Regions from separate parts of the Homo sapiens genome. Here regions 2, 3 and 4 are each linked to region 1. A link is a contact called in ENCODE Hi-C or POLR2A ChIA-PET data. All regions are on one chromosome and are shown on one strand. The core of a region is the stretch at or near the end of the contact, and the rest is flanking DNA. Distances in the headings are between cores, read along the strand shown.

Evidence for each region. Hi-C counts contacts between places; a loop is a spot of excess contacts on that map. ChIA-PET counts read pairs that join two places held with the same protein, here RNA polymerase II (POLR2A). Pooled maps may share reads with other maps.
Region 2: a loop to region 1 is called in a map with no recorded cell type, with 5 times the contacts of the local background. The contact joins the enhancer-like site here to the promoter of LINC01259 in region 1. A Hi-C loop is called at or near these places in 1 of 168 maps with a recorded cell type or tissue (GM12878), 14 of 37 single-sample maps with no recorded cell type and 7 of 50 pooled maps.
Region 3: a loop to region 1 is called in a map with no recorded cell type, with 4 times the contacts of the local background. The contact joins the promoter of TLR6 here to the promoter of LINC01259 in region 1. A Hi-C loop is called at or near these places in 4 of 37 single-sample maps with no recorded cell type and 7 of 50 pooled maps.
Region 4: a loop to region 1 is called in a map of naive thymus-derived CD4-positive, alpha-beta T cell, with 2.7 times the contacts of the local background. The contact joins the enhancer-like site here to the promoter of LINC01259 in region 1. A Hi-C loop is called at or near these places in 2 of 168 maps with a recorded cell type or tissue (mammary epithelial cell and naive thymus-derived CD4-positive, alpha-beta T cell), 15 of 37 single-sample maps with no recorded cell type and 6 of 50 pooled maps. POLR2A ChIA-PET finds 5 or more read pairs at or near these places in 1 of 52 experiments (CD4-positive, alpha-beta T cell).

The regions. Positions count from the first base shown.
Region 1 is chr4:38,507,510-38,513,467 of GRCh38, forward strand. It overlaps LINC01259 (long intergenic non-protein coding RNA 1259), which reads left to right and starts at 2,258. Exons shown (of 3, transcript NR_149076.1): 1 at 2,258-2,438. The region is part of intron 1 of LINC01258 (long intergenic non-protein coding RNA 1258); the gene reads right to left.
Region 2 is chr4:38,059,585-38,065,542 of GRCh38, forward strand. All of the region lies in intron 14 of TBC1D1 (TBC1 domain family member 1), which reads left to right. Among named protein-coding and RNA genes, the nearest start is that of PTTG2, 100 kb to the left of the region's middle. Within about 2 kb of position 2,599, at least 12 of the 41 ENCODE cell types and tissues checked have a DNase peak (open chromatin) inside an H3K27ac peak, as active enhancers do.
Region 3 is chr4:38,853,370-38,859,327 of GRCh38, forward strand. TLR6 (toll like receptor 6) reads right to left here and starts at 3,448. Exons shown (of 2, transcript NM_006068.5): 1 at 3,392-3,448. RefSeq lists an enhancer at 3,897-5,096.
Region 4 is chr4:38,174,870-38,180,827 of GRCh38, forward strand. No RefSeq gene overlaps it. Among named protein-coding and RNA genes, the nearest start is that of LINC02513, 190 kb to the right of the region's middle. RefSeq lists enhancers at 2,695-2,964, 4,695-4,864, 5,165-5,224. Within about 2 kb of position 2,227, at least 22 of the 41 ENCODE cell types and tissues checked have a DNase peak (open chromatin) inside an H3K27ac peak, as active enhancers do.

The sequences.
Region 1 (5,958 bases), core at 1,008-3,507:
CAACAGAATTTTTTTGTTTACAGTTCTGAAGGCTGGAAAGTCCAAGATCAAGACACCAGCAGATATGGTGTCTGGTGAGGGCACCATCTGTTCCTTACATGATGGAAAGGCAAGAAGAGGCTAACATGCTCCTTCCAGTCTCTTTTATAAGGGTGCTAATGCCATTAGTAGAGCTCTGCATTCATTACTTAATCACCTCCCAAAAACCTACCTCTTAATACGTTGCCTTGGGAGTTAGGATTCAATATATGAATTCTGAGGGGTTATGGGCATTCAGACCATCGTGGGATTGGTGGGAGGAGGAAGAATGTGCCATAGGTAGGAATGAGAAGAAGTTAGCTGAATTGTCAACAAAACTTGAACAGCTGCATATGGACTATCAAGACAGCAGCAACCCCAGGATCTCAGCCTTACAGCAGAGCTGCACCTACCTGCCAGCTCCTTCCACATCAAGTGCATGGGGTTAGCACGTCGATGTCTGGGGACAGAGCAGGAGAGCTGAGAGAGATTGTTCCTGTGGAGAAGCAGGGCAGGTGAACTGAGATAGAACTCTCCAAAGCCCTCTGAGCCTTCACCAATCTTTAAGCCTTCACCATCCTGTCTGCAGCAGGCTGAGACGGGACCAAAGAAATCTTTTCAGGGCACTGCTATACTCTCCCAAGTGCACCACAGCAACCCTCAGGGGCTGGGACAAGATGAAAGGTCTGAGAGAGAGAGGTGTTTGAAGGCATGAACATCCAGGGGTAAGACTGACCAGCAAAGAGAATTCCCCAGCAGCCCCAAAAGCTGGCAGTCAGGTTATAAAGCAGAAAGAGATCACTTGCAGTTTAGAAAGCTGACCAGTTAACTACAGAGCATAAAGGGATCCCTGGAGTCTCATTGGCACTTAGAGATCTGCTGAAGGGGAAGTCCTCATATTGTCTTAATGATATCGGAGGCCAGTGGTGACTTATATCTAACTGAAGTTACAAACGAACCCAGACCTAGAACAACTACACATGAGATTGACCTCACCCCAAAACACACACACACACACACACACACACACACACACACACGATCAGCATGACAGAAGGTGGTGCCCCTCATAGGAGAGGTGCTAAATGGAAGTACATGATGGTAAAATCCGTGCATTGTTTGAGAAGTAACAGAATATTTGAATGTAGACCATAACAACTTAAAGATGGATGTCTAAATCCTAGAGCAACCACCAAAAAATAGCACAAAGATATGAGTAAAACAAAAATATAATAAAGGAAAGGAAACGATCAGTTAAAAAATAGTTGGTTCACTCAAAAGAAGGCAGGAAATAAAGACAACAAAGAACAAAGGAGACAAATATTAGGATGACAGACTGAAACCCAAACTATCAATAATTAGGTTAAATGTAAATAGATTAAACAATTCAAGTAAAAGGCAGAAATAGTCAATCTGGATAACACAGCAGAGCCCACCTGTATACTGTTTACAAGATAAATATTTTAAGTATAAAGACTCAGACTTGTGACATATAAAGTAAAAGAGCACATGCAAAAGATAGTTATAAGAAAGCTGGCTTGCTATATTCATATCAAGGTAGACTCCAAGGCAAAGAGTAATACCAGAGATGAAGAGAGACATTTCATAATAATCAAATAATTCATTAACCAAGAAGGTCTAACATCTTGAACATGTATGCAACCTAATCACAAAGCATCAAAATACATGGAGAAAACATTGATGAGTCCCAATCATCCGTAAAGGCAGAAATTGATTAATCACAGTCATAGTTGGAGATTTAACACTTCTAGATAAAACTGGTAGACAATGAAAAATCAGAAAGGCTATAGAAGATTTGAACAGCACTACCAACCAATTTGACCTTATTAACATGCGTGAAATACTAACTACATTAAACATCTGCAGACCACACACATTCTAAGAAAGGGTTCAGAGAGGAGAAGGAACGCTGGAGGAAGGAAGACCAAGCAGGTGATGGCTGAAGAAGAAATTTAACTGGTAGGAAGTGTGGAAAACCAAAGTGTTGAATAGAGAGTGCGATGTAAGCCCTTTTCTCCTTCTCCTCGTTAAATGTCTACATTACTCGATGCACTCTACGAGGTGGACTTTGTTTTGGAGATATGAAAAGGTAGACTCCTATTTTGTGGTTGTTGTGGGGTGAAACTAGAGGCTTCCTGTGAGAAGTCAACCATATCGGGCTATGGTTCTGAGTCCCACCCAGGATGTTTAAGGCAGAGGAGCCACTTTCAGCTCAGACACAAGACAGGTGAATGCCTTCATCATGACTGCCAGAGAGGGAGGAGGCCAACCTGGCACCACCATGGAGGTCCTCAAATCTACCACCCTGGCAGAGGCGAGCTGTGAGATGGCCCTGGCTTTTGTGGGACCACCTTCTGAAGGTCATCTGGAACTGGATGAGAAGTGCTCAAGGATATAAGGTTAGGAGCAGTTTCTCCAAGAAACTCCCTCATAAAACCACAGGAAGATGGTGTTTGAGCTAGTTTTGATGGAGACACTTAAGCTCTTGAGAAACTGGATTATTTCCTGGAAGGGGAAACAGGACCACTGCAGAGAGGCCTGAGTGAATTTCACTCCCTGGCTCCAGCCTCATCTGCTGCTGCAGGTTGACCTGGAGCCTGGAGTCCTTCTGTGGGGCTTACAGTGCAGCCAGCACTGCCCGAAGCTGTAGACACTTAGGGAAGGGGTGAGTACTACCAAGGTGAGGACTACTTAGGCAGCCTTGTGTTGTGAGTAGACTAAGCAGCAGAAATGCTACAGAGTGGGCCAGGCCCAGGGGTGAAGAAGCAACAAATCAGTGGAATGTTTGCAATGTTTTGGTCTTAGGAATTATACCAGGCCTCAAAGTCACAAAGCCTCTCTGTGGTCGAACGCCAGCCAGCCCTCACACAGGCATATGGTGGTGTGGGGAGATGCTGGGATCCATGTGGCAAGCTCCTGACCACACATCAACAGAGGGGTCAAAGACCCTCTGTGTCAGACTTGAGGAACTTGTAGAGAGTCATAAGCTGGGTAAATACAATTTTGAAAATCAGGCCTAGGGGAGTGTTTATAGCAAAATAGCAAGAAGAAAAATTTAGGCTTCACCAGCAACCGGGAAGGCTCCTAGATTCTCCTTGACTGTGGAGGAAAAGGTTGAAAGGAAGACCAAGGTAAGGAGACTCAAAGGGAACGGAAATCTTAAAGGGTTATTGGTTAAGTTGCTCACTGTCTGGTACATGATGGAGCCACCCTGTGCCATCTGCCTCTTACAAGCCTCAGGAAAGTCTAGAAGGTTCCTTTGGCTGGAGGAGAAAATGGGAGGCTGAGCCCTGTGGGCTTCAAGGCTGCCACAGTGGAGCTACACATGGATTACACAAATCACAGGGATCCACTTTGTGGAAGGAAATCCACTTTCTCCATTTTTTAACATTGACAGAATCCTAAAAATTAAATAGATCAATCTATGAAGTATGCAGCTCATTTGGAGCTCATGACAGACAAATGAAAATGCAAGGGCAAAGAAAATACACCAAATGCTGTCAGAAGCTGAGCCAACCATATTCTCTTGTCCTGTGTGTTCGTTTGCTAAGGTTGCCTCGTAACTAAGTACCACAGACTGGGTGGCTCAAACCATAGAAATTTATTCTTCTCACAATTCTGGAGGCTGGAAGTCCAAGATTAAGATGTCAAGAGGGCTGATTTCTTCTGACACCCCTCTCTTTGGCTTGCAGATAGCTGTCTTCTCCCTGTGTCCTCACATGGTCTTCCTTCTGTGTGGAAGGAAGACATGTCTGTGTCTGTGCCCAAATTTCCTCTTCTTATAAGGACACTACCCTAATGATCTCATTTTCATTTAATTACTTCTTTTCTTTTCTTTTTAGATGGAGTCTAGTTCTGTCGCCAGGCTGGAGTGCAGTAGCGCGATCTCAGCTCACTGCAACCTCCACCTCCTGGGTTCAAGTGATTCTCCTGCCTCAGCCTCCCAAATAGCTGGGATTACAGGCACGTGCCACCACACCCAGCTAATTTTTGTATTTTTAGTAGAGATGAGATTTCACCACGTTGGCCGGGATGGTCTCGATCTCCTGATCGTGTGATCTGCTCACCTCAGCCTCCCGAAGTGCTGGGATTACAGGCATGAACCACCGTGCCCGGCTACTCAATTACTTCTTTAAAGGTTCCATCTCCAAATTCCAAGGTACTGGGAGCTAGGGCTTCAGCATTTGAATTTTGGGGAGACACGGTTCAACCCATAACATCCTCCACGCACAGCATCTTCTTTCTGCTAAGTTCCTGGAAAACACCGTTGTCGTTCTCTAGATCATAAACCCTGCATCTGTTTATGCAGATATCTGAGATTTTTCCAGATATTTTCTCCCTTGTATCCTCTGTTTCTATGAAGGTAAAAAACATGTTCTTCTAAATCTTATCTGACCTCTCCAGACTGTCTTTTCAGAGACAGACTTCCTGAGAAATGCATGGCTCCCCTACATGCTACAGGTTGTTTTACTGTGATTTCATTTAGTCCTCTAGAAAAAGCCAAGAAACCTGAAACCTATATCGGCAAAAAAAAAAAAAGGACTGTCTTTTACATCTTTCAGACATTCTAACCTGTCATGACCCTCTTTCAGCCCCCGCCCCACCTCCAATCCAACCCATCCAGTAAGACTTTGGGAACTTATCTGAGAACACCCTGGAAGGGTTAGAACACACAACTGTGTAGCACCATGTACAGCACATGGCATAAAGAAGGATGAAGATGGCAAGGCTTGGTGGCTCATGCCTGTAATCCCAGCACTTTGGGAGGCAGAGGTGGGTGGATCACCTGAGGTCGGGAGTTCAAGACCAGCCTGACCAACATGGAGAAACCCCGTCTCTACTAAAAATACAAAATTAGCCGGGCGTGGTGGCCTATGCCTGTAATCCCAGCTACTTGGGAGGCTGAGGCAGGGGAATCACTTGAACCTGGGAGGCGGAGGTCACAGTGAGCTGAGATTGCACCATTGCACTCCAGCCTGGGTAACAAGAGTGAAACTCTGTCTCAAAAAAAAAAAAAAAAAAAAAAAAAAAGAAGGATGAAGATGACAGAGCAATTCACAGGGCTGAGAAGAAGAGTAGCCCCAGGAAATAGTAAGTTGATGTGAGAGCCCAGAATAGAGAAGACAGCCAGAGCAGCCCCTATGGAGCAAAGGTTGTAGGAAAGCCTTCTAGAAACATCACCTGAGTTGTGAGGATCTTGCTTCTTTTCAGCCATATCTCCACCAACCTCCTTACAAAAAAAACCTACACTCTAACCAATAGTAGTTATCATTCCCCAAACTCACTGTGCTTTCCTCTTTGCCTCAGCTGAAATCCTCACCTCTGTGTGGAATATTTTTTCTGCCCCAACCTCAACCTATTGAAATTCTATCCTTTCATGAAGATCAAGTTCTATTGTTGCACGAAGCCTTTAGTCATCATCACAGTTGGGAAGTCTTCCCCCAGTCAGAGCTCTCAGTGTATTTCACTGATGCCTCTTTCCCTGAAAGATTTGCATAGAAATGGAAGAGACCACCTGCTAAAGGGGAACTACAATGCGTTTTGGTGCGATGACAATGATGAGGAGTATTTGCTGAGCATTTACTACACATCAAGCACTTACTCAATGCATTTCTCATTTATCCTTCATAACCCTCGAAAGTGGCTATTATTATTTGTCCCATTTTACAGAGGAGGAAATAGCAGCTCATGGACACTTGTCACATAACAAGACAGTGGAAGAGTCAGGATTCAAACACAGATTTGCATGACTCCAGAGCCCATGTTCTCAGCCACTACAGACTTGGGTCCTAAGATCAATTATAGCAGTTACTTGCTTTGCAACTTTATATAACTCCATCTCTCTGAATCTCACTTTCGTCATCTGTAAAATGGAATGATAGTACCTTGTTGGGGTTAGCATGAGGATTAAATGAGATT
Region 2 (5,958 bases), core at 1,349-3,848, 450 kb before region 1:
TTCTTAGGGTGAATGCCTTGTGTGACGCTGAGTATGTGGAAGGACCATTCATTCTTGGTAACTATACACTAGGCAGAGGGTGGCGTTAGCGAAGCTACTGCAGGTTGGGTGTGTTTAAGATTTGGATTTATTTTTCTTTTAATTTTTATTTTTAGTTCCAGGGTACATGTGCAGGATGTGCAGGTTTGTTACATGGTTAAACGTGTGCCATGGTGGTTTGCTGTACCTATCAACCCATCACCTAGGTATTAAGTCCAGCATGTGGTTATTTTTCGTAATGCTCTCCCTGCTCCCTGCCGCCCCCCAACAGGCTCCAGTGTTTGTTGTTCCCTTTCCTATGTCCATGTGTTCTCATGATTCAGCTCCCATCTATGAGCAAAAACATGTGGTGTTTGGTTTTCTGTTCCTGCGTTAGTTTGCTGAGGATAATGGCTTTCAGCTTCATCCATGTCCCTGCAAAGGACATGGTCTCATTCATTTTTATGGCTGCATAGTAGTCCATGGTGTATATGTACCACATTTTCTTTATCTAGTCTATCATTGATGGGCATTTGGGTTGATTCCATGTCTTTGCTATTGTGAATAGTGCTGCAGTGAACATATGCATGCATGTATCTTTGTAACAGAGTGGTTTATATTCCTTTGGTTATGTACCCAGGAATGGGATTGCTGGGTCAAATGGTATTTCTAGTTCTAGATCTTTGAGGAATTGCCACACCATCTTCTACAATGTTTGAACTAATTTACATTCTCACCAACAGTGTAAAAGCATTCTTACTTCTCCGCAACCTCACCAGCATCTGTTGTTTCTTGACTTTTTAATAATCACCGTTCTGACTGGTGTGAGACAGTATCTCCTTGTGGTTTTGATTTGCATTTCTCTAATGATCAGTGATGTTGAGCTTTTTTTCATGTTTGTTGGCTGTATGAATATCTTCTTTTGAGAAGTGTCTGTTCATGAGAGAGACATATTTGCTCCTCTGAGTAAAGGGTAAGGATGCTTACGTCTGTGTGACAGCCTTCTCTCTTTTTCAGAACCTCACTGTGGATCGCCATCGTTGGCCTGTACTGAAGGTAAAGCAGATAGAGGCAGTCTCATCTGTCAGATGAAGACCTCATACACCTGTTGATTAAGAGGCTTTCTTCAGATCATGGTTTAGAGCGGTGTTTTACAAACTTGATGTGCTTGGAGTCTTCTGGAAATCTTGTTAAAAGGCAGACTCTGTTGCAGTAGGTCCGGGTGGGTTCTGAAGTTCTAACAAGCTCCCCAGTGAGGCTGATGTTTCAGGTCCACTGTGAGGAGGCAGGGCTTAGAATAAACAACCGTGGGAAATCCAGTCCAGATCTTTGATGCATCCTAGGTTAGGCCTGTCTGTCAGGCTGCCCTGGGTCTCTAGTGATGGACTCCAGGAGTCTCTCAAGTCTCAAATAAGTCTGAGTCATCAGGGATATTTTTTGAGAAGAGTTGTGCTGTCTGAAGAAGCAAAGAGTGAGTGTGATGGGGAAAATGCAGTGATTAAAAACATGGTAAGGTTTAAAGAAAGATTTGACCATATGCCAGGTGAACCCAAATGTATGGTGCTTTGCGTCTTTCCTGCCCTTTGGTTTTCCAGGGAGGCAAGGCCTTATCTCTTATGGAGCACAGGAGACACAGTGTGGGCGTTTGTTTTCTCAGCCGTGGGCTCTAACCTAATTGTCAAGCCTACAAAAAAAAAATGCTGAAAATCAACTTCTGACTAGATATCTGGTAGTACATAATCTCCATAATTTTCTCTCTGGGTGTATTATGCAAAAGATAATCCTTTGTTATTAAGAAACAATTTTTAAGGCAACTCCCAACTTTGAAACGGGGAAAAATCATTTTATTTACCTCTATGTGCTAGGGAACAATATTAAATTTAGTTTTATACTTTTCCTTTAAGCATTTCAGATTATATTGTGCATTTCACCAACAATAGAAGCTTTCAGACTTTATATGTCTTGTAAAAAAAAGCCTAATATAGATAAGAATAATTTATTGATTTGAAACCCATTGTATAAGAAATAGTCCAGTGAAACTTAAGTTCAAAGTTTTTTTTGTCTTGTGGATGTAGCTATGTCAATATGCCTAGTTTATAGTAACATTAAGTCTAGTGGATTAGATATTAGATATCAATTGAGATGTAAGCAGTAATAAACAGTAATGCCTAAACTGAAGTATATAATCTGAATCTTTATGATGACCAATTTATATTATTGTGAAAAACTTAGGAACTGATTTGAAACATGATTTACATGTTTTACATGAAACATGATTTACATGTGTCATATATAGTTTTCAATAATTTACGTACCAGCAGGAAATTTTAGTGGATAAGTGGAATAAACTGCAGGTGAAACTTTGCTGGAAAATACAAGCATAGTGACATCTGTGCACCAAAAGCACCTGGGGAGATTTTTTAAAACATGGGCCAGACATGCCTTCCTGGCTGTCTCCCTCACTGTCAGTGAGTGTGGGGATGGGGTCTGGGCCTGAATTCTTTCTTTTTAGACTCCTCAGGATTCTGATTGCTGCCACGTTGAGAGGGTTGACCTCAATTCGGACCTCAGAGGGTGACTTGAGAAACTGTCACCACTTGGTGGCAGTGTTGCTCCCCGCATCTTGATTGCCCTTGTTTCTTTCCAATCCCGGAAAAGTGTGCTTGTTTTTTTTTTTTTCCCTGCGTGTTTTTGTTTTTGATCTTGCTATAATATTTATATTCCTTGCTCATTTGCAACTTATTTGAATGGAGAGCTACTTTCTGAAATCTAGATGTTTTTCTTTTTCTACAGGGTTTTAGGGCATGGGCAAAACACGGAAGAAAAAAGTTGTCTTCAGTTGGCAGAGACGTGGATTTTTAAGATTGTTCTTAATTTACTTTCTGTATAACTTTGCTTTTCTGTGGTGAACAAAGACCAGGTTCAAGATAAAATATTGCAAGCCAAGAATCTGATTGTTCATGGATTTCTATGGTTAAAGATACTTGATCACCTCCCCATCCGCCCCCTACCCCACCCACCCTGCGCCGCCCCCACACCCCATTGTGCTTCTTGGCTTGTCATTTCAAAAGTCAAGGAAGTCACAGTGAATGGCAAGATTTTACCTCGACTTGCTATTTTTGTGCCTGTTAACAATTGTGAGTTAACACTGACTGAGCTTTTCCTAGTGAACCTCCGGCGTTTAAACAGCCAGTCCATAACACTGTGTGAGGGCTGGAGCTAAGGTTATTGGTGACACAAGATAGCACCTGAGCCAGTGCTGCTTGGTAGGAGGGCTGAGGGGAAGAGGGCTGAGGGCTTGGATGCTGAGATGCTAGAGTCACATCGCCTGGATTTGAATCCCTGCCCTCCTGTTCTGATACCAGCTGACCCATGACGATGCTACAGCACCTGACAGCAGATTCCTCCTTAGGGCTGGTCTAACTCTAGAGTGTGTGCCTGTGTGCCTGCAGGAGAATGTCCAAAGTGAGTGATCTTGATCTGTTAACCTTTGAATTTTAACCTATACCAGGGAGCCATTGAAGAGTTTAAAGCAAGTGAATGACGAGTAGTTTGAAAATATTTCCAGGTGGATAGAATTTGTGGACATACATGAACATGAGCAGCCTCAAAATCAGGGCTGGGACTAGAGTGAGGCCAGCACGTGTCCAGGGTGCAAAATGTAAGGAGGCATTCACTTTCAGGGCCTGGCAGGTGTGGACCCTGAACTTCCAGGACCTTGAGAGTGAGTGTCTCCTAAGGATTACACCCTGGGGGCCTATTTGCCTCATCCTGGTCCCTGGTCCTCTGTGTACCCTATTGCCTGCTTCAGTAAACAGGCAGCCCTGCAAGGGAAGGAAGGGTTGGATCAGCTCTGAGGAGGGAGTTTTTTTAGAAGGATAGATTTGTTTTGTTTAAAAAACAGCTTTATTGAGATATAATTCACATCCTATACAGTTTGTTCATTTAAAATGTACAATTCAATGTTGTGAGGTTATTTTTTGGTATATCCACAGAGTTGTGTGACCATGACCACAGTCTAATTTTTTTTATTTTTTATTTTTTGAGACGGAGTATTGCTCTGTCGCCCAGGCTGGAGTGCAGTGGTGCGATCTCGGCTCATTGCAACCTCTGCCTCCTGGGTTCAAGTGATTCTCATGCCTCAGCGACCTGAGTAGCTGGGATTACAGGCATGCCCCACCAAGCCTGGCTAATTTTTATATGTTTACTAGAGACGGGGTTTCACCATGTTGGCCAGACTGGTCTACAACTCATGGCCTCAAGTGATCCTTCTGCCTCAGCCTCCCAAAGTGTTGGGATTACAGGCGTGAGCCCGACCCACCGCAGTCTAATTTTGAAACATTTTTTGTCCCCCTAGAAAAAAACCTGTAGTTGTCACTTGCCAATCTACTGCCGTCCACCTCTAACCATAGACAGCCCCTAATCTACTTTCTGTCTCTATAGATTTGCCTATTCTGAACACTTCATCTAAGTGCAATCATATAATATGTGGTCTTTTGTGTCTGGCTTCTTTGATTTAACATGTTTTCAAAATTCATTATGTCATAATACATACCAGTAATCCATTCTTTTTTAATGACTTATTAATATTCCGTTGTATAGAGACATCACATATGGTTTATCCTTTACCAGTCGAGAGGCATTTGGATTGTTTGCACTTTTGGCTGTTACGGATAATACCGCTGTGAACATTGATGTATGTGTTTTTGTGTGTTGAATGTGAGCTGGTGTGGAAACTCCTCCTCCAGGGGGGCCTTACCTGTGATTCTACCCACGGGGATGGTTAAGCCAGCAGGGATGGGAAGGGTTTGGTCCTGCTGGCCCTAGGCTTTCCTGCAGGCTGCCATGTGCCTTTCTTCTGCCTAGGCTGAAACGGAGGCTGCCCTGGTTTCTGGCACTGCCCTCATGAGTGTGTGGGAAGGCTGGGGGAAGCCAAGTCTCCATGGTGCCTCCATCAGGGACCCTGCAGCTGGGAGGCAGCCAGAGGGCCACAGGTTGGTAGCATTCACACAGAGCTACATTTCTTTTTTTTTTTTTTTTTGAGACAATCTTGCTCTGTCGCCCAGGCTGGAGTGCAGTGGTGCGATCTCCGCTCACTGCCACCTCCACCTCCCAGGTTCAAGGAATTCTCCTGCCTCAGCCTCCCAAGTAGCTGGGACTACAGGCGTGCGCTGCCATGCCCGGCTAATTTTTTGTGTTTTTAGTAGAGACGGGGTTTCACCACGTTGACCAGGATGGTCTTCATCTCCCGACCTCGCGATTCACCTGCCTCGGCCTCCCAAAAAGTGCTGGGATTACAGGCGTGAGCCACCATGCCCAGCCTACATTTCTTTTTTTTTTTTCTTTGAGATGGAGTCTTGCTCTGTCACCCAGGCTGGAGTGCAGGGGCACCATCTCTGCTCACTGCAACCTCCGCCTCCTGAGTTCAAGTGATTCTCCTGCCTCAGCCTCCGGAGTAGCTGGGATTACAGGCAACTGCCACCACACCTGGCTAATTTTTTTATTTTTATTTTTTAATAGAGACGGAGTTTTTCCATGTTGACCAGGCTGGTCTCGAACTCCTGACCTCAAGTGGCCTCAAGAGGCCAATCCGCCTTGGCCTCCCCAAGTGCTGGGATTATAGGTGTGAGCCACTGCACCCACCCAGCCCGTAGCTACATTTCTGTCAGCTGTTTGCAAACTGTGCCCCAGAATCCCCTGGAGGACTTGTAGAACCACCAGTTACTGGGTTACGCCCCCAAATGTCTGATGCTGGAGATGAATTATCTTGGGTGGAGCCCTCAAGCCGCAGCAGCTGATAAGCATGGGGACCTCCTATTCTGATAAAAATTCCAAAAAAGTCCTGAGTGATTAATAAACAGCACATTGAAAATTAGAAATGAGTTCTATGGCAGGGGATGAAACAGGCAACAAAGCCTATTTTCTTTGCAATGAAGCGCA
Region 3 (5,958 bases), core at 2,198-4,697, 350 kb after region 1:
AAAGTATAATAATAAAAAAAAAAGAATGCACACATTGTTCTTTCCGGAAGTTTTAACCACTGTAATAAAGAAAAAAAATGACAGGAAGAAATACTGAAATGAAGAAAGAAAATCATTATTATTTTTAGATTATAAGACTGTCAATGTGGAAAGCCAAAGAGAAGTCATTGAAAAAATGTTAGCACCAATAAAAGACTACAATAAAGTGGCCGTCACAAAATAAATTATTATCATTACTATTTTCTTAAACACTTTCTTTTTAAGAGACAGGGTTTTGTCCCACTGCCCAGGCTGGAGTGCAGTGGCACAATCATAGCTTAAGGTCCTGGGCTCATGCCATCCTCTCACCTCAGCCTCCCACGGAGCTGGGGTTACAGGTACAAGCCACTGCTCCTGGCAAAAATAAATTCTATTTTGAAAACAAATCCCTCAATTATCCAAAAATAGCAGGTTATCAAATAAATTTTAGTATCTCTGTATAATTAAATAGTACTATGTAGCCTTTAAAAATAATAAAAATCGAATTGCATGAAAATATTTTCACTATATGTGACAAAAAGCAGTTTATTTAAAAAGTACCAAAGTAAATATGTACCTATGCAAGTAGAAAAATTAATAAGATACATACCAAGATATGAACAGTAATTATCTTTGCACAGTAAGATTATAATGGAACTTTATTTTCCTCTTAGTTTTTATCTATATTTTTCAAACTTTTAACATTCAAAATTAAGTTTACTGTACTATTTACTGAATAATTTGCCAAAAATCAATTGCCAATAATATGAATAATGTGCAATCTCACAAAAAATAAAACAGCACGTTAAATCAAAAAAGCACATAACATCTAGATGAAACTCATGATCTTGGATTAGATCTCAGTTAAGACAGACTTGCTATAAAACATATTCAGTAACAGAAGGAGGGGCAGATTCTATGATGGACCAGCCATTAGATGCTATTAAGAAATAAATTGTAATTTTTTATAATGTTATTTGGCTATTTTAGGAAAATGTAATTTTTTTAGAGATAGAGAATAAAGCTTTTAGAAATAGGTTTCCAGAATGCCTGTTATTTTTACTATAAGATATTTAAGCATAAAAAGAGGAAGGGGGTCAAAGGAGGACTCTTGTTTCTTAAAAGATTTTTTAAAAGGCAAGATTTTTTTTTCACCTATCAAATAGGGAAAATTAAAAAATATAATATCCAGGTTGGTAGGTGGAAACTAAAATAAGAACCCTCATTTACTACTTAGGCAGGAATGAAAAATTAGTACAAGCTTTCTAAAGGGTAATTTGGTAATTTACATAAATTTCTTAAAAATATACCTTCCTTTATTTTAGCAATTCCACTACAAGGAATTTTCTAAAGAAATAGTCAAAAATAACACACAGAAGATATGACTATAAGGATACTCATGACATAATGAAATATTGAAAAAATCAGAATGTCTAGTGTAGAAAATGATTAAATCAGTTATGTATAATTAAATAATAGCCTCAAATACTGTACTTTGAAAAAATGATAATGTTAAATGAATACAGTAATAGAAAATTATGGCCGGGCGCAGTGGCTCACGCCTCTCATCCCAGCACTTTGGGAGGCCAAGGCGGGTGGATCACGAGGTCAGGAGATCGAGACCATCCTGGCTAACGGTGAAACCCCGTCTCTACTAAAAAAAAATACAAAAAAATTAGCCGGGCGTGGTGGCGGGCGCCTGTAGTCCCAGCTACTCGGGAGGCTGAGGCAGGAGAATGGCGTGAACCCGGGAGGCGGAGCTTGCAGTGAGCCGAGATCGTGCCGCTGCACTCCAGCCTGGGCGACAGAGCAAGACTCCGTCTCAAAAAAAAAAAAAAAAAATTATATATGTAGTAAGACTCTAATTTTGCAAAATATGATTAAAACCTGACATATACGTAAAAGCTAGAGGACAAACAATGTGATGAAATATACCAAATACTAATAATAGTGGTTCTCTGAATCTCTGAATTATAGATGAATTTAATTTTCTTTCTTATACTTTCAGATATCCCTAAAATGTCTCATTTTGAATGTCCTTTATAATCCAAAAAAGTTATCGTAAGGCAATTTAAGAGTTGTCTTTATAGCTGTGTGAAAATATTTTATATTTAAAGAAACGTGCTTGTTTTATTTGGAATATTAAAATATAAAGATGGAGAACTTTCAGATAATAGTAGATAACTGGCATTCACAGATGAGGACCTACCCTACAGGTCCCCGGCAACCAGACCCACGGTGTCTGGGTTCATGGGACTGAAAATCAGTCACCAGGTGGAAAAGCTGGTCAGCTGTCCTTATGGTATCCTGCCACAAAAACGCAATATTCCTCCAGAGGCGTTCATACCCTGAGGCAGTTCCTAGGGAATACACTAAATGAACAAGATAGTAACTTTTCTATTTATTGGGAAAAAAGGAGGGAAAAATGGGAAGATGAGAGTGGAAGATTAGAGAGTTCACAGTTTTTTAAAGAAAGTAAAAATAAACAGGTAAATGCTCTTGATTTTTTAAATGCATCAAATAAAAAGGGTGAGGAAATAGATGAAATAAGCTACATTTCAGAAAAAAAGGGTAGACAAGACCTATGAAAATTAAAACTACAAGGAAGAAGAGAGCAGAAAAAAAATTAAGTGAAATAAGTGGAGGAAAGATCACATAATCAAGTTAACAAATAGGCAAGAAAAACATTGTTTCATTTGTCAAACTGAAGGTGGAAGGACCTGGAGGAAGGCAATTGCTACACTGTGCCAGATTCAAGCTTGTGAAGGGGCTTGGTCCCGGCCACTTCCTCCATTTAATAAATGTTTATTCAGAGTCTATTTTTCTGCCAGTGCCATGCTACGCACTAGGCACCAGGGATATAAATATGAATAGGACTGACATAATTCCTGCTTTCAAAAAGCTTATGAATTAGGGACAGACACAGACCAGCAAACTGTTACAGTGACAAACGACAAGGGAGATCAAACACACGTCTGCTGTAAAAACATATAATAAATAGGTGCCATATCAGTGGTATATAAAAATTACTGTTAAATGTTACTGAAAACAATAAACTAGAGAAAGACGAAAAGAGAAAATTCGCTGGGCCAAATCAGAAGAAATAAATAACATTAGTTTTGTTCCTTAATTATCACCACAAGCGCTAGTTGTTTTCTATCTTTTCAAGACAGCTGTAAAGACGCTGCTCTTCATCCTGCTCGTGAAATTCAAAGGACATTTGCAACATCTACAAAAAAAACCACTTCAAATCATTTTGCAAAAATTTCAAGGAAACATTACCTATTTCCTATATAATGAATGGTTAGCAAACTTGCTTACTTGAAGCACCTGTGCCATAATGTGAAAAAGCCACAGAAGTCTTTCTACTTACCAAGATCTCTTTTTCAGAAGAAGAGAAAATAACTTGTAAATGAACGGAAATACAATTGAAAATGCTTGACAAACACAAGTTCTTAAAGTTGAGTAAAGCGGTACCTTAGAAACAGATTGGTGCCATCTGTTGGCCCACACTGGAATTACTCCTACGTATATTTTTACCTTTCAAAGGTCCGGAGGTGAGTTAGCAGTTTTTTCTGGGCTACAGACAAAACCAGTAATCCAATTTTCTAATTCGTGTGAGGAAGCAACTTACAAACAATTCAATGTGAAGAAAAATATTTTTCTAAGGTAATATTTCTCTGTAAGAGTTTGCAGCCTGGTTATTACATTTGTCACCTGAGTGGAAAGTTATTTTAAACAGCCTGTTTTCTATTATCACCATATTTAACATTTCAAGAATAATTGCAGTTTCCCTTATCAAGCAATTTTGAGCATTATTTTAGCTGGATGAGATAGTTTAAAATAAAATAAGTATAGTTCCACAATTTGGGTTTTTTTTTAAAAATCAACTTCTAAGGAAAGTTTACTGGTTGATACATATTTATGACTACATATTTAGCCATATGTACGAGCAATCATACCCACATTCTGATCAACATTTGGTGTTATTAAATGGTTTAGATTTTAATTTAGGAATAATAAATAACACTGAAATCCTGCAAGACTAATTTAAAAATCAATTTTCTAAAGACCATTTAGAAGAATTTCAGAATGACATCAACAAAGGCTGATTACCAGAAGTCTCTGGTTAAACAGAGACTTCTGGTGGACAGTAAACCCTTTTCCCCAGACTTCTTGCTTAACTGAGTTCTGCAAAGGACAGAAGGCATGAGTGAAACAATCATTCTATAATTTATCTCACTGTCTGGCACAATCTCATCTTTATTAAAAAAAAAACAACAACAAGTTAAGACCTTACAATTTGGCTAATGACAAAGTTGGACATCTCCGTAAGAATCACTTCTGCTTTCAGGAGGAAGAGAAAGGCTGGCTTCTTGTGATTCATCCTTACTCATCAAACATAACAGGAAGTCTCCTCAGGCCTGGGGAGGCTCAGTAAGGAGTGGATGGATCTCTGCTCCACTGGCAAAAGGAGACAGCCAGAAAGCAGCAGGTATCTGTGACCCTGGAAAACCAGATTTGTGAAACAAGCCAAGGGAAAGGGCTGGCTGTGGCTCTGAGGGAATTTCAAGTAACCGTGGACTAAAGTCTTAAGAAAACAGACAACTATCACTGCAGATCTGGGCACATTGACATGTCTCATTAGGAGATTGCATCACAACACCAATGTTCAGAAACAAGGAGACTATTCTTGTCGAGGCTGTCATAACTCAGAAACGTCTGTAAGGGGATGACAAAAACACAAAAATCAAGTAATAGCGAAGATGGCAATGACAGTTAAGCAAACAAAGAAACAGACAGTACTGGGCCGAACCTCCACTTGGCCACTTACTGTGAGGCTTGGGACAAGTCCCTTAACCTCCATTTATTCATCCACAAAATGGGAGTACTTTTAGGAAAGATAATGAATTTAAAGTGGCTGGAATAGTGACTGACACAGAAGAGAAGTCATAATAGTAAGGAGTTTGGTGCAAATCATATAGTTTTTTTGTATGCTGAGGGGTAAAGATTTCAGGATATACTATGAAGTGAAGAAAATCAAGGTGCAGGCTGGGCACGATGTCTCATGCCTGTAATCCCAGCACTTCGGGAGGCCGAGGTGGGTAGATCACCAGAGGTCAGGAGTTCGAGACCGGCTTGGCTAACATGGCGAAACCCTGTCTCTACTAAAAATACAAACATTAGCTGGGTATGGTGGCAGGCAACTGTACTCCCAGCTACTCGGGAGGCTGAAGCAGGAGAATCATTGGAACCCAGGAGGCAGAGGTAGCAGAGAGCTGAGATTGTGCCACTGCACTTCAGCCTGGGCAACAGAGTGAGACTCTGGCTCAAAAGAAAAAAGAAAGAAAGAAAGAGAGAGAGAGAGAGGGAGAGAGAGAGAGAGAGGGAGAGAGAGAGAGAGGGAGAGAGAGAGAGAGAGAGAGGGAGAGAGAGAGAGAGAGGAAGAAAGAAAGAAAGAAAGAAAGAAAGAAAGAAAGAAAGAAAGAAAGAAAGAAAGAGAGAAAGAAAGAAAGAAAAGAAAGAAAGAAAATTAAGGTGCAGAACTGTAAGAAGAGTATGACATCAATTGTATAAAATCTAGCCATTTACACAGGTTATCTTCTTGCCAGGCATTGCTGTGACTACTTTCCAAGTATTAACTCATTAAGGTGCTGTGAGATAAGTACTGTCACGTCATCTCCACTTAGCGCAGCTGGGTAATCGTTCCAGCTTGCACTGCTGGTCAGTGGTGGGGGTGGGATTCGAACCCAGGCAGTTTGGCCCCAGTGCCTATGCACTTAAGCATCATACTATGCTGCCTTAGAAGACACCCTGTGTCCTCATAAGACACACAGAGAAGAGAGATACAGAGAAGCAGAGCATTTGCAAACAGAGGCAGAGACTGGGGTATTGCAGTCACAATGCAAGGGATGTCTGGAGCCACCAGAGGCTGGAGAG
Region 4 (5,958 bases), core at 977-3,476, 330 kb before region 1:
GCTTTAAAAAGAAGAAGGAAGTACGGGGTGAATGGATGTTTTTAAGCTCAGGCATATGTTGGATGGGAGGAAATGAGACTGAGGGAGAAGCAAAGTGCTGATGTAGAGGGTCCATATGGCCTCAGAATGACCTGTGAGTCTCACCAGTTCCTATAACAAACGCCACAGATGCCTCATGTGAAGAGCAAGTTTTGTAAGGAAGCTCTGGCATTGAGTGAAGTCAGCAAAATTAGGAGTGGTGCCAAGAAGGATTCTCCTGTATGAGGAGCACTCCTTTTCCTTTCCATCCATCCATCCATCCATCCATCCATCCATCCATCTGCCCCAGAAACACTGGGGAAATCAGGCAGGAAGGATGGGAAAGAAATGGAAATTAAATTCTATTAGTCACTGGCTATGTCATCAAAGGCAATGCTGATTGATTGCTAGTGGCTGCCTGGAGTGCTGTGTTGAGAAGGATTCTGAGGTCTGGTCTGTTTTTTACAGCGAGAAGTAGAGTTGATCAGGGATTCAGCTACAGACAAGATGGTAGGGAGTGCCAGCCGTCACTCTCATGTTGAGAAATATCTCACTGTGCCATGTTCCCAGTCCAGAGCTGGTTAAATGGAGGAGATGAAGGAAGGATTAGCCTGATGCCCATCCAAGGTAGATAAGAGTGAGAAGAGCTGGGCTGGTTTAGGAGGCAATGGTAGGATTTTAGGAATGAGACTTTGGCCTGGTTAGTATCTGTAGCTCTACCAGAAAAAACACTAACCCCTCCAAGCCTCAGGTTTTTCCATGTGTAAAACAGAATAAAAACACTTTCCTTATAGGATTGGGGTGAGGATTAAATGTAAAATAAAGGGTCTGGCTTGTAGTAATGTTTTATAATTTTTTTAGTTTTTTGAGATAGGGTCTTATTCTGTTGCCCAGGCTAGAGTGCAGTGGCATAACCATGGCTCACTGCTGCCTTGACCTCCGGGGCTCAGCTGATCCTCCCACCTCAGCCTCCTGAGTAGCTGGAACTACAAGTGTGCACTATGATGCCTGGATAATTTTTTGTCTTTTTTTGTAGACATAGGATTTCACCTTGTTGCCGAGGCTGGGCTCAAATGATCCGCCTTAGCCTCCTGAAGTGCTGGGATTATAGGCATGAGCCACCACGCTCGGCCTATAAATGCTTTATATTTTTATATAATAAAAATGGCTCTAATTTGGCTTTAGACTTCGGTGGCTATTATCAATTAATCAGTATCTATTTTGTACTTAATAGGTACAAAAGGAAACAGAAATATCTAAAATCTGGGGTGACAGAAAAGAGATACATAGAACAGAAAACCACGTGATCAGGGCCAAGTGGCCCATTTCTACTAGATATCTGGAAGAGGGGAGACACATGAACTGGGTAAACATTTGAGGATGAAGAGTAAAGGGACTTCCCTTTTCTCAGCTCTAAATTTGAAATATTCCTCTCTCTTCCTATGTGGGTTTTTGTGTTCCTCAGAGGAGAGACCTAAATTCTGAGGCGTGGACAAGAGAAGGTCAAATTGCTGCTCACAAACAACGAATCAGGCTGGGTGCCGTGGCTCGCTCCTGTAATCTCAGCTCTTTGGAAGGCCAAGGCGGGAGGATCCCTTGAGGTCAGGAGTTGGAGGCTACAGTGAGCTACAACGGTGTTCCTGCACCCTAGCCTGGATGACAGAGTAAGACCCTGTCTCTAAAATAAATAAAAATAGGCCGGGCGTGGTGGCTCACCCCTGTAATCCCAGCACTTTGGGAGGCCGAGGCGGGCAGATCACGAGGTCAGGAGATCGAGACCATCCTGGCTAACACGGTGAAACCCCGTCTCTACTAAAATAAGTACAAAAAATTAGCCGGGCATGGTGGCCGGTGCCTGCAGTCCCAGCTACTCGGGAGGCTGAGGCAGGAGAATGGTGTGAACCCGGGAGGCGGAGCTCACAGTGAGCCGAGATCGCGCCACTGCACACCAGCCTGGGCGACAGAGCAAGACTCTGTCTCAAAATAAAATAAAATAAATAAATAAATAAATAAAAATAAAAATAAAAACAAAACCAAACCCCAATGAATCAAAGCCTTAGGTCCTTTCTGGATTTACCTGTATTAAAAAAATTGTTTCCTTTGCCTGTTAAGGAGAGCCACTGAGAAGCAGTGTGAGGGGTTCCGTTGCTTCTGCACCTTCCTGACTGCGGTGGGCAGAGTGTCAGGAAACCCTGCAGGCCAGGCCACACCACCAGGAGAAACCAAAACAGAACAAGAAACCGCGTGCAGCAGAACACGGAAAAGTCCTTTGTTGTTTAAAGTTTTTATCTTGCTTGTGGCAAGTCTGACGATTCAGCAACCACCACAGCTGCATTGGGCTGAGAGTTTCCTTGTAGGTCTTTTCTCCAAAGCCGGAACAATAGCAGGGGGTTAGTCCTTCCCTCTGCCCAGCTCACGTTCCAGTTTCTGAAATGGGTTTGGGACAAGCAGAGCTTGGAGCAGCCGCCCTGAGGTTTTTATCAGACTAATTCAAGTGAGAGGAGGCAGAGTAAAACTAGCTGTTTAGGTTCATGGGTGATGCATTTCTGGGCATGAACTTCAGCTCTCTGTATCCTGATGTTGAAATAAGTTGAAAGAGTCAACAGGTTTCCCATTACTTGGTTAATGGGAATTAACCAAGTTCCCATAGTAATGGGGACCCTTAGTATGGTTAATGACAAAGGATCATGAAGATTGAGGTTTCCAGACCTTGCTAGGGATACAGTGAGGATCTCCCAGCCACCATACTTTCTCTCCTGTGAATCCCCCCAATCACTTGTCTCCCTACTGTGTGCTCTGAGCACAGGTGACGGGGACCCTAAACCAGGGAGCAGCAAAAGGAGGGAAAAGGAAAAGCAAGGCGACGTGGCACGCCTGTGGCAATACCTGCCAAGTGACGTGGGGGTGCTACATGTTCTCAGAACACAGCTGCGGCATGGCTGGCAGCTGGCCTGGGTGTGGCTCTTGAGGGGAGCTGCTGGGCTCGGTGCCGCTGGTGTCTGTTGCAACCTCACTTTCCTTATCTGGGAAATGAAGGCATTGGGGGTGGTGGGGGAGTCTGTCTGCTCTGTCCGTCAATCGTTATTACTGAGGCTCACACATTGTTGAAAAAGTCAAAGAATGTTTTAGGAAAACACATTTTGTAGGTATTTGTTCATTCATTCATGGATTGATTTATCCTCTCACTGAAACTTTGTTTTTACACACTGACTCTGTGCTAGGTACTGAGGGTACCAAAACCAATAAGACTGGATTTCCTGTGCTCCTGGGCTCACAGTCTTGTGAGGAAGATAGATACATATGCAGATCATTCCAGAAAAACAATCTGCTTAATAACAGAAGTGTGTGTACTGTGTTCAGCCCTGCCTGGTAGTGTTGAGAAGGCTGACACGAGGGCCAGGTCTTGCAGGAAGAGTAAGGATGCCCAGATGGTGAAAGCATATTTCAGAGGAAAGTCTAGAGCTTGCAGAAAAGAACTTTACCTGAGAGCCATGGTAAGGCTGAAAAAGAGTTTAAGGAGGCAGCAAAAGGCAGAGAAGGAAACATGGATTATCCTGTTCTATATTGGATTATCCTGTTCTATATCCAGGTGAGATTCCAGTTTATCAAGAGAGAAAAAGTCTCCCTTTTTCTTTACACTAAGAAACGCTTGGGTCTTTGCATTGGGATGGCCCAACACTGTTTATATACTACAGAGCAGGCCACTGATGCTTGTTTTTACCAGGCTACGCAGAGGAAGGTATTTCTTGTTGCTATTTCTCGCATAGACCTTTGATAAAGGCTGAAGACTTTATTAAGACTGTTGTGATTCTTACCCTTTATAGAGTCAAAGCCTCCTTCGAAAATGGGAGGAAAATAATAAGCACATAATTTGCGTAAAATTTCAGAGGTTTCCAGAACCATGTTCGCAACCCCCAATGCCCACTCATGCATTACAGGTAAAGACCTTCCACCAGGCTTAGGCTGTGAACCAGGGGACTGGAATAACCCAGCCCAGATATAGAGCTTTATGGCGACCTGGCCTGATGTTGGCATTAAGTTTGGACATTGTTGAGGAAGAAATGTTACTAGGCTGACCTTTCGTGGGCTATGGCCAAGTTTGGGTGAGGGCAGAGTGTTGACAAGTGCCCTTTGCCCTGATTTCCTGTGGCTTGGTGGTCCTGGATCTGGGAAAAGCAGAAGCAGCTTTATAGCTTGGTTTGTTAGTTGCCTGCCAAAGGAGCAGTAACCTGCGATGAGGTTTGTTTGGCACATTTTTTTTTTTTTTTTTGCCATTTATTCACTTGTTATACTCGAGTGTATATGCTGGTTTGTGTACTTTCTTTCGACTGGGGTTGGTGTATCAACTAGAGCAGGAAGGGGTGCGGTGATGACAGAAGTGGACCAAGACCATTCTCAGATGGGGAAGAGTGGAGACAGATGTGTGGGAAATTGACAGGAGCCAGGGGTCAATTTCTTATTGCCAGAGCTTTGAAAGGAAGCGAAATCCTTTTTCAGAGGGCTTTGGCAGGGCTAGTACTAGGGGGAGGCAAGTGAGACCTTTGTCGTGGGTACGAAATGCGAGCGGGTACCCAAAACTCAGTAATCAAGAAAAATAATATTTTAATGCAGTTAAAAAAAATCAAAATGCAAAAAAAAATCATAATAAATAAAGCATTAAAATTTTAAGTAAAGACAGGATGCACTCCTGTACTTGCGAGACTCTGCCTCACTTAATCCTAATCCCCATTCTGGGCTTTCTTTGGAGCCAAGAAATGCATCCCCTCAAAGTCCCAAACTTGTATTTGAACAACACTTGTGAATTGCAGTAAAACTGGTACCTGGGCATTGCTGAGTTAGTTCTTGTAGCTCTCCAGGAAATTTTCCAGGCAGTGGGAGCCCTGCTCAGGTCCAGCCTAACCACCTTTGCCCAAGAAATGTGTGTTGGCAGTGACCCAAATTTTCCACCAGGTGGCACTCTTGCTCCAACCACGTGCCCCTGAAAAGAGGATTCTTAGCTAAGAGTGATTTAAACTAATTGTTAAATTGTGCTTCTTTTTGGAAAGGCTGAAAAAAATCCTGAGCAGGAATTGGGGTAAACAATGATGGGATATAAAGAGTATTTGAGGAGTGTTCTGGAAAACTTGGAGCAAGGTAGGGCCTGATTAGTGGCCGGCCACAGGCTGTGCTGCTCTTCAGCAGGTGAGAAAAGGGAGAATTTTAAACCGCCTTTTGTTCTCAGATGCAATATAAACACATGTGACATGGGAGAGAAATGTGGGATTAATGATTTTCTGTGAAGTATATCCTGGTAACAGCTCAGGCACTTGAGTCAGAAAGACCTGGAATGTTGGTTCCACCACTTCCTAGCTGTGATCTTGGATGAATGACTGGGCTTTGACAAGCCTGAGATTCTGCATCTTTAAATGGGGATGATTGTAGCTGCTCCTCCAGACGGCCATTAGAGGATTAAATAAACGAATGCACATAAGGCTGTTTGCACGGTGCCTGGCACATAGTAAGTGTTCAACAAAGATGAGGTGTTATTATGGACTTTTAGGCAAAGCCTGTCCAGCTAAATTCCTGGGCCTGGCCTCCCTTGGCTGTTGCATTAATTAAGGAGATGACCTCAGGGTGACCCAGAGAAATAACTTGATAATGAACCATGGCTCGAGGAGACTGGACCAGAAGAGTTTCCCACCTGGATAGAGTTTCACAGGTGTGATTTTTGAAACAGGAAATCAGGCTGGGTTCCCGGGCTCCTGAGCAGAACTGTCTCACCCTCTGTGACTTGTACACATCTGACCACCAGGTGACTGATCCCACTTAAACTATGCATTGTTGTGGAAAGTATCAATTTACAAGGATGTGTATTGGAACCTTTCCATGAGTCCAGTCTGTCTCCTTACTGTTCTGAACTCCTGAACTCACAAAGATGCCCCAAATTAACTATCCTTCAAT